Regions from separate parts of the Homo sapiens genome. Here regions 1 and 2 are each linked to region 3. The links are chromatin loops, found by intact Hi-C in ENCODE. Cell type or tissue: endothelial cell of umbilical vein. All regions are shown on one strand.

Region 1 (5,000 bases), 170 kb before region 3:
GAGGAGTTGACAACACTGAGTAACCGGAAGGGAGGAACACTTATCCCACTGAAACTGGGATAAAGGTTGCCATGAATGCAAGAGGTGCCTAAATCTCTTGGCATGGGGACTTAATGGGGCCTTATCCCTCCTGCTATATGGTAGCAAAATAAGAAAATAAAAACCAAAGTAATATGCGTTCAATTGCTGTTACTGTTTACTCAATGTCAAAATTAAATTTCAGAATATAAAAGATTATAAGAATTTAAAAAGGAAAACAGTATAATATTCTAGGGGAAAAGGAAAGAGTTATTAGGGGAAGTATTAAATAACTCCCTTTTTTTGCCCCAGAAAAGTACTAGCAGTTTCTTTTGACTCTTACGTGCAGATTAAACCCCCTTTAAAAGAAACTTTTCCCGGGGGACCAGGGGAAGGAAGGGAAAGGTTAAAGGGAATTTATAATATCAATAAAATGTCTATAACACCTCAAAACCTCTTCCAGTATCCCCTCCTACCTTCTACCTATACTGCCAACTGAGGCCAGACCATATCACTCACCAGTAAAACATGCCTGCCTTGAGTCAGGGGAGCTGAGAAACATAGCCACCCGTCACTCAGTTGGGCAACACAACACAACAGTATTTTTAGGAGGGGGAAAATAGCTTTTCACTTCAAACGACTGGAGGAATTTAAGTAGGCCGCATGTAATTACATGAGCTAGACTAGTTATGACACTGACTTTAACACTTCTACTCTTGCAAAAAGTGTCATGGGATCTCTTTACTGGTCATAAGCTCCAAGGGACTTGGTCTCATATGAGACCCACCACCAGTGAGAAAACCCAGCAGTACAGCGCCCCCTGGGCTCCAGACTGAGTCACTGATAAAGTCCACAGGGCCATCCACTAATGATAATCGCTGTAGCATCCATTATTTCTTTCCTAGCTGTCACCTGTTGCAGGTTTGAGATTGTGGCTCTGGGAACACACATCTGCCAGATTAATGAGGTTGTGTGACATACGTGAGAGAAACCACTCTGCCCTAGTAAGCTTTCTACTCATACCCCAGGTAGTTAATTTTATATACAAATTCCTGTGGATCAGTCTAGCACATGGTCATAGAATTTCAGAGAAAGCTGGAAGAGACCCTTCCTCTGGTCGCCACACTTCCCTGATTAAAAGTTAAGTTGTTCAACATCACATTGCCACTCAGTGGTGGAACTGGACAAACCCAGGCCTCCTGATTCCAAGACCAGCACTCTTTCTTGTTCACACTTGGAATAGACTGTTACTCTTGAAAAAACTGCTATAAAGTAATGTATTGGACTCGAACAGGCTTTTCCCTTTTGGGTTGAAAGCTGCATGAAATAACCCTGTCCCTGTGATGAGTCACAGAAGCCACAGAGGTTAGCTGTTACATGACTCGTAGTCCTATCCACATGAATGGGCAATTTTGTAATATATGCCTGAATTCTGAGGGCTTTCTCTGTCTCTAAAGCTATGCAATCAAAACCACATGAGAGTAGAAGAGAGATGCATGATTGAGAGGCATGTTAACGACTTACGGGTGATGATGTAGTCCTGAGTTAGAGTCTCAGCTTGTTTTGCCTTCCGCTGGGTTTTAACCACACATAATTTTGCTCCCCTAACGGGTGTAAAAGCAAATTATTTTCTTTACTTGGTCTTAGAAACAGAAAATTTCATGTTGAAAACATGAGATACTTTCAGGAACATACTCTGTGCATGCACTCCATCTACACAAGTACTTGACTTTCTGAGGGATGGCAACAGATGGGCTCTCAGTGATAAAAGCTTAAACTTATGGAAAAGCAAGTCTGTCAGTCAGTGGTTATTAACAAGCAAGAGGGTTGGAGAGGTAACAGGGCAACAGGACACAAGTTTACAAAACCTATAGGAATAATGTGAAATTTTAAGATCTTAAATAATAAAATTACCCAACCTTTTCACTCTAAAGGTCACAGGGTTAAAATTTTAGTTTATGTCTCAGACTAAAGCAACCTGGGTGGTCTACACCCCAAATGGCATATGTCCACTTTTCAAATACAAGAGTACAAGTGTCTGGAACTGAGTTGGCTTGGCAGTGTTGCCGAGGGGCTATGGCCCAAGAATGTGTGGGATTAACCAAAAATGTGCTTAGAACATTGCACTTCTCCTTAGTAGTACAGAGTTATCCTTTTCAAGAGAAGCAAATACAAATAAGTAAATTTCTTAAAGCAAAGCTTCCACAGAAAGTGCCTTCTAAATGGGTGCTATCAAATGAGGCTCATCATTTTCTCAAGTGAAACAGACTCCCATCCTAAGTACATTAGCATTTTTAATTTCTTTTTTAAAAAACAAATAAAATCCTATTTGTTTTCAAATACCATAAATATACTTTATTGTATAAGGCCAGGATTCCAACTCTAGTCCAGGAAGCTCTGAAGGAAGATGGGGCTGTCTGCTTCTATTCAGAGCAAAATTATGGCCAATGAATATTCATTAATAGAGGCTGGCTTTCCTTTCCTCAAAGGATGTGGGACCTTAAAACAGGTTTATATGGGACCCCAGTAAATTTCACATGTGAATTTTAATGCTAGTTAACCAAGTCTTACTCTAAAGAAAGCTTATCAGTCACTGTACTTTAAGAGAGAGAAACAAAACCATCTTTTCTGGGTGATGACACATATCCATCTTTGTGCCTAAGCAAAACGGAAATAACTGAGGAAATGACTGAACCTCTAGTTACGTTTTCAGACTTTTGAAATACAGTGGTATGCTTAAGTTTGAAACTTGGGTGGGCATGGGGGTGGAGGGGAAACGTATCTGTGCTGTCCCTTTCTGCGGACAGAGAATAATCTTGCCAAACATCCAAACTGCTAGAAGCCAAAAAAGAAAGAAGCAAAATGGACAAGCTGATTCCATTTCCTGTAAGTGGTTAGTTCCCTGCTTTGTTAAATCTCTTACATGTATCACTGCTAATGCCTCTGTCCAGGGTGGTATGCAAAGTGGGCAGAACGTTTTTCCCCCTTGCACTCAACATTTCAGCTAAACAACTGCAAATTCCCAGGAAACTTTCGCTTTGAATTCAGTGTGGATCAAGGGCAATATTCAAATCCTTTTTAAAGCACAATACCAGGAGTTTGAGGCTTTACTTTGTTCCAGCTGCATTTTCTAAATGGGTGGATCTCCATCAAAGTGGGAAATAAATAAAAGCGGGGGTGGGAGGGAAATCCCTCCCCCCAGTTGTTGTCATCCATCTAAAACAGGCAATACTTATGAAATACCTCTGACTCTTGTTGGGGTCGTAATAGACTTTAGCCAATCCATTTCCAGTTCCAACCATGATCTGGTTCAGCTTTGGATGCCACAGGCAGCGAACAACACTCTGCAAAGGAAAAGCGCAGTGGTTGACTAAAGAGGCCAGATAAAAATGGAAACAATCCTGCTGGTACTTTGATGGCTAGTCTACTATATCAAATATCATCCTGATGGTTTACCTCTAACTTTCAGACATTTTCTTTTAAACCATAAAGTTGTGTTCCTGAAGTAAAATTCCATTCCATCACTTATTATCTGGGTGATACTCCATAAAAATAAAAAAGATGTTCTCTTCCTGACATTATCTCCCTTTCTGGACAGCCCTGAAACCACAAAATTAGGTTTCCCAGGTCCATTACCACGTGAGGCTGGCATCATGGAATGCTAAATCCACATAACTCAGTTACACTTACCACTGAAGCGAATTTCATGCTCTTACACACATACAATATGTCCCTCTGGACAGCAGATTGAGACCAGGTGGTTATTGTTTTTAGTTCACAAAGATCCAAATCTCATAAAGCTTTTTCAGAAACAATGCACATTTGTAGGCATTTAATAATGTCTCCCTATCTATGAGATAAAACAGCAGGACAACAGCAGAAGTAAAACAGAGATACAGAATACAAAGACTTGACATTAACCTAAATGAAAAGCTGTTTAAGAGAAGGTTCACTGGAAGTTATGATCCTATGAATTCATTACTGGTAAGGAAAATAAGTGGTGCTCTGGGGCTGAAAAGAACCACAAGTTCTCAGTGAGAACTATAACCTGTTTTTAATTTTTGTCTGTGGTAAGAGGGCAGAGGTGGGAGGGATAGCGTGGACAGAATTAAAGGGAAAAAAGATGAAGCTAATGTTAGTAAACAGAAACCCCATGTACTAGGTTCTATAGAACTCACTCTGATAGAACAAGATATGAGTGGAAGCATTAATTCAATGTTTATTAATAATCTATCACTTGTCAAACTATATATAGGGACTAAAGGGGAAAAGGGTATGATTAGATATTAGCATTTTATAGTTCTAGTGGTAAAATGAAAATCATGACTACGTCTCCTAAATCTACTTTGGGCTGAATTTCTTTGGTTCCTTGTCTCTACTCATTCCACTCTTTTGTTAAGACAGAATATCTTGAAATCTCTCAGATCCTTTTTGATAGAACATTGATTCCCAGCTGGGCATGGTGGCACGCGCCTGTAGTCCGAGCTACTCAGGAGGCTGAGGCAGGAAGATTGCTTGAGCCTAGGAGTTTGAGGCTTCAGTGAGCTATGATTGTGCCACTGCATTCCAGCCTGGGTGACAGAGTGAGACTCTGTCTCTTAAAAAAAAAAAAAAGAAAGAAAGAAAGAAAGAAAAAAACAAAGAAATAAAAATTCTGACTCCCATGTGAATGGCAAAAAAATAGGCCAAAAAAAAATAGGTAAATGGCTGCAAACCCTTACCTGAGATTCCAGAGGAACTAAGGAGAAAGCTGAAAAGAGTCTACAAGACTTTTATTTAATTCATATCTGATTTAACAGACTTACTCTAGAAGAGTGGTTCTTAACCTATGTACCACTGAAGAGGAATGGGATATTGTACAGAGAAAATCAAATCAGAATGGCTGTGTTTTCCCCATCAGCTGGGGGGAAAATTAAGTTAAAGGGGCAGGTTTTCACAACTTTAGGCTTGCTTTCCACAATTTTTCTCAAATCTATGGTGCC
Region 2 (5,000 bases), 180 kb before region 3:
AGAAGGAATTTTCTCTCATTCCAATCCATCCTGCCCTCAAAACCAACATTCTTACAGCATAATTCAGAACCTTTAATAAGAGCTGTGTGTTGTTTGCTGAATAAAGACTAGGTTCTTCAAAAAAAGAGTATTCAACTTTAGCACACTGAACATCTCTACCAAGCCTAAGGAACACCAGTGTTTTGTAGGAGCATAGTGAGAGAATCATAGCTTTAAACATTGTAGCTATTCTTTCTTTTTGGCAATTTTTATCTTTGAATTTATTTCCAGCAGTTATTCTTTTGAAAACGTTTAGAAATCCACATATGAGAAATATTTTAAAAACTCAATTCAGAGCTATCTAGGACATTTTAAATGGATTTCTTTAGTCACCACTTTATCAAAACAATGAGGAACAGATGATTAGGCAACCTCTAGCAATGTTAGGACTAGAACCAGGAGATTTCTTCCCTGGGGGATGGTCTAATTTGCCCTTGGCACAGAAAACTACTATAAAAATAAATCAACAACATCAAGCAAAAGTAAAACGACAGATACAAAGAGATAAAATGTTAATGGATTTGAAAACACTTAAAAGCTGGTCCACAAATTCCCACTTTTAAAGCTAACAGGAAACAAATAAAAACAATAACAACCAACAAACCCTCTATTTTACATCGTCACTGGCCACAAAAATGGTTTCCTTTCTGGGCTGCTTGAAGAAATGGAATTTGTACACTGATGTTAAGAAATATTCTGTTGGAATGAGAACACATGGACACAGGGAGGGGAACATCACACACCAGGGCCAGTCGGGGTATGGGGGGCTGGGGGAGGGATAGCATTAGGAGAAATACCTATTGTAGATGACAGGTTGATGGGTACAGCAAACCACCATGGCACGTGTATACCTATGTAACAAACCTGTATGTTCTGCACATGTATCCCAGAACTTAAAGTATATATATATATGAAAAAGAAATATTCTGTTGGGTGCTTCCACAAGGAAGAGTAGAACCCAACAAATCAAATAGACACTAAAAACATGACAGCAACATAAGAAATACACAAACAAATTGCAAGAAATATACTCCACCACTTCCAGAAAGCAATTCTGTCACCTACCCATTCTGTGTCTTCTAGCTAACAATTCTTTCAGAATTTTATACCTCATTTCTCAAGAGACAAGAAATTATCAACTCAAGCTTACTGCCTCATGGCAGATTATCTCCCTTGCCCAAAACAAAAGCAAAAGCCTATAAAGGGATTGACTCGAAGGAAAAGTAGGTAAGGGGAACATTCCATTCAGCCAAATATATAATTACTGTGGGTGTACAACAGGTTAATGGGGATCTAGCAAGCCTCACTGGAGAATGAGTGAAGTATCTACCTTAACGAAGTCAGCTTTAACCAGACTATTCCATATACTGGTTTATGGCCCACACTTACCCATGTTTCTGACGACTAATTTAAAAACCTAAACTTACAGAGGGCTGATGTGAACCTTGCATTTTCCAGTTTGAGTAACTCATCTGGGGAAGAGTAAACATTTTCCACTTGATTATAAATGTCAACTTGTTTACTAGAGTTACCAAGAAAAGGAGAGCAGATTAGACATCAACGTGGTCATTGCTGCCAATCATTAAATAAGCAAACAAGGGAAGGCTAAAAGGTTTTTTGTTTTATTTTGCTTTAGCTTCGGTAACTCTGCATTTGCTAATAGTTAATATGATTTCATAAAGCAAACAGAAAAGCTTAAGCAAATGTCTTTCTCAAATCTATAAATTCTGGATAGCTGATACTTTGTGCTGATTAAATTTCCCCTTGATACTTTTTGGAAAACTGATTCTCAAGATTATTTTTACAAAGTGAGTCTTTTCCAGCAACTGTATGCTACAGAAAAATAACAGAAACTCAACAGAAAGCAAGTCCCACCTTCAGTGCTTCCATCCAGAGGAATTTTGTGTAGAGCAGCCAGTAATGAATAAAGAGTCCCTCTGCAATCTTCTAAAAGGGCATTTTTGGGGTGCATTGTTTGTGTGAGAGATTCAAAGTATTACAGGACTGTCCTTTCTCTTCTGATTAAGCTTTGACCTATGTCTTCTACACGGCCCTTCTCTAGCACTCAGGCCAGAGTGAAGTCGTCTTCACTGTAACAAAATGTTTTCAGCTGCAGTGGAAAGTCCACAGGTCAAATTCTTTTTAATTATGGATGTTCCTCTGATATGATTCCTTCAAAAAGCATAAAGTGAGCTCCAGGGTAACAGAGCAAGTATGAGGCGAAATCACTTGCATTACTTAGTCATCAGCACATGAGTATAAACCACAAGCTTTTTTGGCTCAGGGCCCATTGTTTATTATGAAGGAAAACCTCAAAGCCAAAGTCAATTATAGCCATGACTTTCAATCTGACACACTTGTTAACCCTGTTAGAATGAATATGGCCCAGATGAACTCTGACACAGTCATCACAATTGCAGAATTATTAAGATTAAATAAAAGCCTTGACCAAAAAATTCCACTTGAAATGATTCCTTTTTTTGGTGAAGAGCTAATCGAAGTTGTTGTTTTTTTGTTTGTTTTTTTTTTTTTTAAATATTAGGCACACTAGGCAACAAGATGTTTCTAGATAAAGCATTTTCTATTTTCTTCAGGAAATGAACATATAATATTTTAGAAAATAAACACATCTCAGGCTCATAAATAGGGTATACTGACTCATTATGCTATGTGTGAGAGTTCAAAGACTGTGAAGATGGAAAAAAGAACATACATGAGACCTACGGAAACTGTGAAAATAGGAAACAAAGAAAGAGACAGGAAAAGAGAAACAGAATTCTACAAAATTGCCATTAGCTACCTTATCACCAAATGGATAAACAAGTTACAAAGACAAAATCTTTGAAGAACACACAGGCTTGAGACAGCCCAGGTATCACCAAAGCACTCTCTTAATAAGTTCCCATTTATAAGATATATAACTGTGTGCCACAATTTCTATTAAAAAACATGCACGAAAGCTTGGCATTGGTGTAGCCCTGCCCAACTTCATGGATCAGGAAAACAGCCTCAGTGAAGGTAACTCGCCAGGGGGTGGCGGAGCTGAAGCTAAATCTCAGGACTTCTGATTCTTAGTCCAGTGTTCCCTCTGTTACACCATGCTGGCTCATACAATGATCTTTTAGCTTTACTATTACTCAAGTTTTCTAATAACTACTACCAGTTGCTTTATGATGAAAAGCAGTACACTGTACTTAGTTACAGTTATAGGCTTGATTCTGAAGCCAGAATGCTTGCATTCAAATCCCAGTTTTGCCACCTGCTACCTCTGTGGCTTTGGTCAAATTATAAGCCTCAATCTCCTTATCGGTAAAATGGGGACAATAATAACACTTGCCTCACAGGGCTGCTGTGAGGATTAAATTAATAATATATATAAAGTTTTAAAACAAGCCTGGCATAGTATAAGTAAAATAAAAGTATCATTATTATTATATACCTTGCTTTGGATATCAGGTGTTCCTCACTTCATATAATAGATGTATTTCCCAAAAGCAGTATGTAGAATATATTTGGTAAATTAATTTTTATGTTAAACACAATATAGCAGCTTGCTACTTTTTAAAGGAAATAATTTTATTAAGCAAATAATATTTCTTCACTATGAATTTCTATAATTGAAATAATCTAGTCAGTAAATTTGAATTTTCTTAAGGGAGAATAATTTGTTGCTTGTTTTCATAATTACTTTTGTACTATTAAAGAATAATTTGTTGCTTGTTTTCATAATTACTTTTGTACTATTACAGAATAATTTGTTGTTTTCCATAATTACTTTTTACTATTACCAAACATAAGTGTGCAAAACAATCACCCAGGGCACCTCTTAATATTCAGATTCCCACCCCTAATCCCACAAAGCCCCCTTGAGTTGGTTTAGGATGGAGTCCAGAAATCTGCATTTTTAAACAACCCCCCCACCGCAAAAAAAAAAGAAAAAAAAAAAAAACTACATACACCGCTCTGATGCAGGCAGTTCACAAAACCACTTTCAGAAACATTGGCTTCTACACAGGAATACAGTGGAGAGTGACAATTAGTCACCTAAATATAACTCTGGAAAAAATATATTTTCTCTCTGTGCATTTATGATTCTTCCTGACACAAATAACACATAAACCTTCACTTGCTCACAGAGTGGCTTCTTTAAATATTGCCTACAACTCAACATGACTTTAAATGGATCCTTTATAGGTGGGAATGATATTTTAACACATACATACACACATATTCATATATCCAATATCAGACAAGATATGCACACTGAAAATTAAGTTGACCGAACCAGCAAATAATGGCAGCCTATCTGGCAAGAAAAGTGACGTGGTTGACAGAGCTGTCATTCTGTCAGGCTGCTGGCCAGGGTCCAGGCTCCCACACACATCTATCCTTGTCTGATGTGTAAGCTAATAGCTTTCTGGATCTACATCCTGCCCATTCCCCAGCCAGCTCCTTTTCTCTCCCTCCAGCAGCATCTTCTTACAAGAAACTGAAACTGAATCTGCCTATGTGTAGCTGAACAAGAGTCCTCTGTGATCCTGCTGTGTTTGAAAATTTTCATGGCTGTTACATTGCTAGGGCCAGGAATGAAACTTAAATAATCTATAAATGTAAACTCTTTAAAGACTCTTTGTTATCATCACCAGTGGATATTGGTGAGTGTATGTCATGTGTAGGCAGGCACATTTGTGGAATGTCTAATTGTGCTTTTCTGTGATAAAGCGAGATATGGTAAATAAATCTTCATTTCATCACTGACAGAAGTCAATTGCAGTGAAGAAAAAAAACCAACCAGACACACATTCTCAATTACAGTGACCTTTACGAAAAGATCCTTTTAAATATTAGCTTCCTTTCAAATACTTTGCTACTTGGCAGTAAACAGTATACTCTAGCAGGTGAACACAGGAGAAATAGCACTGCAATCCTAGCTAACAAATTACATGCCACAGACAGACAGT
Region 3 (5,000 bases):
GTCAGGCGTGTTGGCATATGCCTGTAGTCCCAGCTACTCGGGACGCTGAGGCAGGAGAATTGCTTGAACCCAGGAGGTGGAGGTTGCAGTGAGCCAAGATCACGCTACTGCACTACAGCCTGGGCAACAGAGCAAGACTCCATCTCAAAAACAAAACAAAACAAAACAAAAAAAACTGAACATTATACCACAAGTAAGAACTATATCACAGCAGGGAAAGGGGCTTCTGGCATAAGGTTAAGCGGGAAAAGGTGAAGTTTTAGGTAAACTATACTTATAGCATGCTCAAGTACATGTAAAAACATTCTAAGATATTTCCTCCTCTCAAAACATTACTAGTTCTGAACTATTAGAGCATGGGAATCAGGGGTGAGATCTTGCCTCACTAAACTGCCCAAGATTTCTGCAATGTTGTTATACTGCTTTTAGATATAAGGAAATACAAAGGGCACCAGAAAAAAAATCATAGACTTATTACCTCATAACCTTAAGAAATTCATTCATCAATCTAAGCATTTGAGAACTTCATCTCTTTTAATGTTTATGAGAATGTTGTGTTGGAAGTGGGGATAAGATAGAATTCATTTAATGCTTATAAATCATAAATAATAAACATCATTAATAAGTGTTTTAAGAGTCTAGGAAAAAAGACTGCCTCATATCACTACGTTATACTAATTATGCTGTGAACTGGTTGGGCTTTTCCTGTCAATTTTTTCTGTGAATTTTCCAATGCATTTGTTGCCTACAATTCTAGCAGCTGCCATTAGGTGGTGCCTTCTCATGGGAGCTAAGGCCTAAATAAAGGAAGAGGTAAGGTACACAACACAATTCTATAAACAGTAGAACATGTTATCAATAATCATAATAAAATGTAGCTAACTATTCACTCTAAGAGATGGCTGGCTACATAAGAAACATAATTTAAAGAAATGTAAATAATTCCCTAATACATATTTAAACCATATATTTAACCTTTATTTCCTCCATTAAGTTCCTGTAAAAATCTGTAACTAAGACACAGAGGCACATAACTGTAGTCCCAATACTCGAGAGGCTGAGGCAGGAGGGTCATGTAAGCCCAGGAGTTTGAGGCTGTAGTGCACTATGATTACACCTGTGAATAACCACTGCGCTCCAGCCTGGGTAACATAGCAATACCCTGTCTATTTAAAATGTGTGTGTGTGTGTGTGTGTGTGTGTGCGTGCAGGTGCATGCGTGTGTGAGTATGTGTGTGTGTGTGTCTGTTAGCCTAAAAGGTAACAGCCTACAGTTTATTCTGTTCACTGCTTCTGCTTATTTCTGCCTTGCTTTGACCACTTTAAGGCTTCTGGGATTTACAGCTGGGTATGAAATCTTACTGATGCCTGGAATTATTTTCATTTAGCTACTTTCCTGGACTTCCATTCATCTTTCAACCTCAATCTAAAACATTATTTCCATTGTGAAGCCTCCCCTGATCATCCAAGCAACATCTTCCTCCAAATCTCACAGAACTTGAGTCAGGCAGACCTAAGTATAATGCTTATTTAGCCCTCTGTAAGACAGTAGGCCAGCACATACACATATATTTTATGAGCCAGCAATGCTGGCCTATGACCAAGATTACATCAGCCTATAAAGCCAGCCAGTTCTTTATAGGCCAAGACCTAGCAGAGACAGGCTCACAATTTTCCACAATAGCTCTTAACAGATACATGACTTAGTAGCTGTCTTTGGTAATGCTGGCTAAGTACAAACAACCTGAGCGTACTTAAAAAAAAAAAAAAAAAAGGAGTATTGCACTAAATCAATGGCAAAGTTTGCAACAAATTAATTAACCAAATGGATCAACTGTCTCTGTGGAAGGCTGTTGTTAAAACAATATTCCATAATCCCTCTAAGACAGATGTTTATAAACCTTTCAATAATACTAACAATAATAATAGCAACTAACTTTTATGGAGTGCTACCATGTGATGACACTATTCTTAGCACTTTAAGTACATGAACTCAATTAATGCTCGCACAATCCCATTTTACAGAAGACAAAATAGAGGCATGGAGACATTAAATAACTTGCCAAAAGTCACACACTTAGTAAATGGCAGAGCCTGGATTCAAACCTAGATATTCTGGCTCCAGAGCCTGTCCTCAGAACTACTACATTATATTTCCTTGCAGCTAAAAGAAATATAGAATGTTTTCAAAATCTGGAGAAAAGACACAATAATGAACTTGTGACTGCGTACCACACTCAATAAAGGTGGTGATTTGCACATAGAAGATACATTTTACACAGCCTCAGCACATGCACAAGCACACATGCGCACGCACAGACACATACACACCTGAAACAAAAACTTCAGGAAACAGTACTGCTTGCGACACACACTGACAATTTCTACTCTATTTTATTTTGTAGAAAATGTTGGTCATGATGCCAAAAAAATCTTAACATTCAGTTTGAAAAAGCACCGCACTACCACAGGATCAGCCTTTAGTACACAACTATCCATTCTGAACAGGATACAGATGGTTGTGGGCTTAAGATAAGAAGGCCAGAGAAGGAATGTGGTATAACGGAGCCAGACGTGAGTTCCAATCCCTAACTCCACCCCTAAATAAATGTGTAACATAGCAAGTCACTTCCTTCTTTCAACCAATGCCTTGAAGATTAAGTTAGGGTATATAAAGCTCCCGGATCACAACACTCATAAAGAAAGGGCTATTTTCTTCCCCCACACCAACTATCAAGTTTACTCTGTTGGCTTAAAGTCCTTTTTATTAAAGCAGGGGCTGAGGTTATTTTGAAGTAAGAAAAGATCCAGAAATTGACAATAGGACTTACTGAAGATTCAAGCACCCTCTTATCTGCAGAGAACTTTCTCAGGCGAGTCTGAGCTAACTTGCAGGCTGAAAAGTACCTACAGGAAAACTCTGCTCTTGGACTATAGAATCTGTGTCTCTTGACAATTAGGGCTTCTTGTTACTCTGAAGAAACAATCCAGAATGAGCCACTTCCATCCTATTGCTGTAACTTAGCATTATGAGTGTCAATGATCACAGGAGACAGGAAAGCACCCTGGAGAGTAAGGACCATGTTGTTTTTATCTCTGTGCATTCAGCTCAAGGCTGGTGCCAAATGTAGCGAACGACCCAAAATAGTAGATATTTTTAAAAAATGTTTGTGGAGTTTAACTGAAGAAAAATTTTCAGCTCTGGCAAATGGAGAAAGGGCACTCTAAATGCAAACCTGTATCTATCATCTTATCATCTGTTTCACTTCTGTGGGACCCCTTTTTTGCCTCTTATTCCTGCACTCAAACAAAAGGTAACCATTCTTGGTAACTACTTTTATGCTATCCACTGCTTTCACTCCTCTTGCTAATCAAAGTCCTTCCTAATGAAAGTTTACCACTGGCTTGCTTCTTTGTAGTTTAAAAATTCTTCTTAACATAGATAACTGGTATTTCTTTAAAGGTCAGGATTAAATTAATGTAGTCTAAGTCTTATTTTACAGATAAAGACACTGGTTCAGAAAGGACAAATACGTTGCCTAAGCTTAGACAAGGAGTAGATGATAGATGTTGAATTTATGTTTCAAGCTTTGCGCGATAGTAATAGCAAACTTGGCCTTTTGTATTTAAAATGCATCTGGTTGAAGGAAACAAAAAACAGAATGGAAGTAAATATATTAAGTATCTACTATGTGCTAAGTACTGTGCCCTCTATACATCATCACATTTAAAGCTTGCAACAAACCTACAAAGTTGTACAAATATTTATCTTATAAATTATCTGGTTGACATAAAAAAAAATATGGAGCTCGGCTGGGTGCAGTAGCTCATGCCTGTAATACCAGCACTTTGGGAGGTCGAAGCAGCTGGAATGCCTGAGGTCAGGAGTTCGAAACCAGCCTGGCCAACATGGTGAAACCCCATCTCTACTGAAAATACAAAAATTAGCCGGGCATGGTGGTGGGCGCCTGTAATTCCAACTACTCGGGAGGCTGAGGCAGGTGAATCACTTGAACCCGGGAGGCAGAGTTTGCAGTGAGCGAGATTGCACCACTGCACTGTAGCCTGGGCGACAGAGTGAGACTCCGTCTCAAAAAAAAAAAAAAAAAAAAAACTAAACAATGAAACAATAAAAAATAATTTTTTTTTTTTTTTGAGAAAGAGTCTCACTTTCTCACCCAGGCTGGAGTGCAATGGCACAGTCTCAGCTCACTGCAACCTCCATCTCCTGGGTTCGAGCGATTCTCCTGCCTCAGCCTCCCAAGTAGCTAGGACTAAGGCATGTGCCACCACACCCAGCTAATTTTTTGTATTTTTAGTAGAGACAGGGTTTCACCATGTTGGCAAGGCTGGTCTTGAACTCCTGACCTCGTGATCCACCTGCCTCGGCCTCCCAAAGTGCCAGGATTAGAGGTGTGAGCCACCATGCCCAGCTAAAATAATAACTTTTTCAAGACACAGACAGCACAATAAGACATAAATAGTAATAACAAAAAGTTAAAAAGCTAGGGGACTATGTTAAGGCACAGTCTTCACTAGTTTTTTTTGTTGTTGTAATTTTTTTTTTGCGGAGGGGGGGAACAAAGTTTTACTCCTGTTGCCCAGGCTGGAGTGCAATGGTGTAATCTCAGCTCACCGCAACCTCTGCCTCCCGGGTTCAAGTGATTCTCCTGCCTCGGCCTCCTGAGCAGCTGGGACTACAGGCATGTGCCACCATGCCTGGCTAATTTTTTGTATTTTTAGTAGAGATGGGGTTTCTCCATGTTGGTCAGGCTGGTCTTGAACTCCTGACCTCAGGTGATCCACCTGCCTCGCCTCCCAAAGTGCTGGGATTACAGGCGTGAGCCACTGCACCCAGCCAGTCTTCACTAGTTTTCTTTTGCTTGTTTGTTGATTTGTTTATGCAAATAACGTTAAGCTGCTATCATCTTAAAATAATGGGTTACAAGATAGTATCTGCAAGCCTCATAGTAACCTCAAACCAAAAAAACATACAACAG

The links. Hi-C counts contacts between places; a loop is a spot of excess contacts. Peaks named below come from ENCODE experiments on the same cell type or tissue, not always from the same donor. Only the 100,000 strongest peaks of a DNase experiment are listed, where the experiment ranks them.
Region 1: it touches region 3 in a loop (6-fold over the local background); 3 of 110 quality-filtered maps call a loop at or near these places.
Region 2: it touches region 3 in a loop (6-fold over the local background); 2 of 110 quality-filtered maps call a loop at or near these places.

Annotation. Positions count from the first base shown.
Region 1 is chr5:37,719,477-37,724,476 of GRCh38, reverse strand. WDR70 (WD repeat domain 70) reads right to left here. Exons shown (of 18, transcript NM_018034.4): 14 at 3,262-3,362; 15 at 1,543-1,622. Among named protein-coding and RNA genes, the nearest start is that of GDNF-AS1, 120 kb to the left of the region's middle. RefSeq lists an enhancer at 1-445. In endothelial cell of umbilical vein, a CTCF peak has its summit at 860; a DNase peak (open chromatin) is centred at 2,776; H3K27ac peaks cover 2,004 bases.
Region 2 is chr5:37,735,602-37,740,601 of GRCh38, reverse strand. The region is part of intron 17 of WDR70 (WD repeat domain 70); the gene reads right to left. Among named protein-coding and RNA genes, the nearest start is that of GDNF-AS1, 100 kb to the left of the region's middle. In endothelial cell of umbilical vein, no CTCF peak of the experiment used is centred here; DNase peaks (open chromatin) are centred at 2,341 and 2,761; H3K27ac peaks cover 274 bases.
Region 3 is chr5:37,550,883-37,555,882 of GRCh38, reverse strand. The region is part of intron 9 of WDR70 (WD repeat domain 70); the gene reads right to left. Among named protein-coding and RNA genes, the nearest start is that of WDR70, 170 kb to the right of the region's middle. RefSeq lists a silencer at 2,402-2,696 and an enhancer at 2,402-2,696. In endothelial cell of umbilical vein, a CTCF peak has its summit at 753 (motif pointing right); DNase peaks (open chromatin) are centred at 1,602, 2,532 and 3,372; H3K4me3 peaks cover 232 bases; H3K27ac peaks cover 2,214 bases.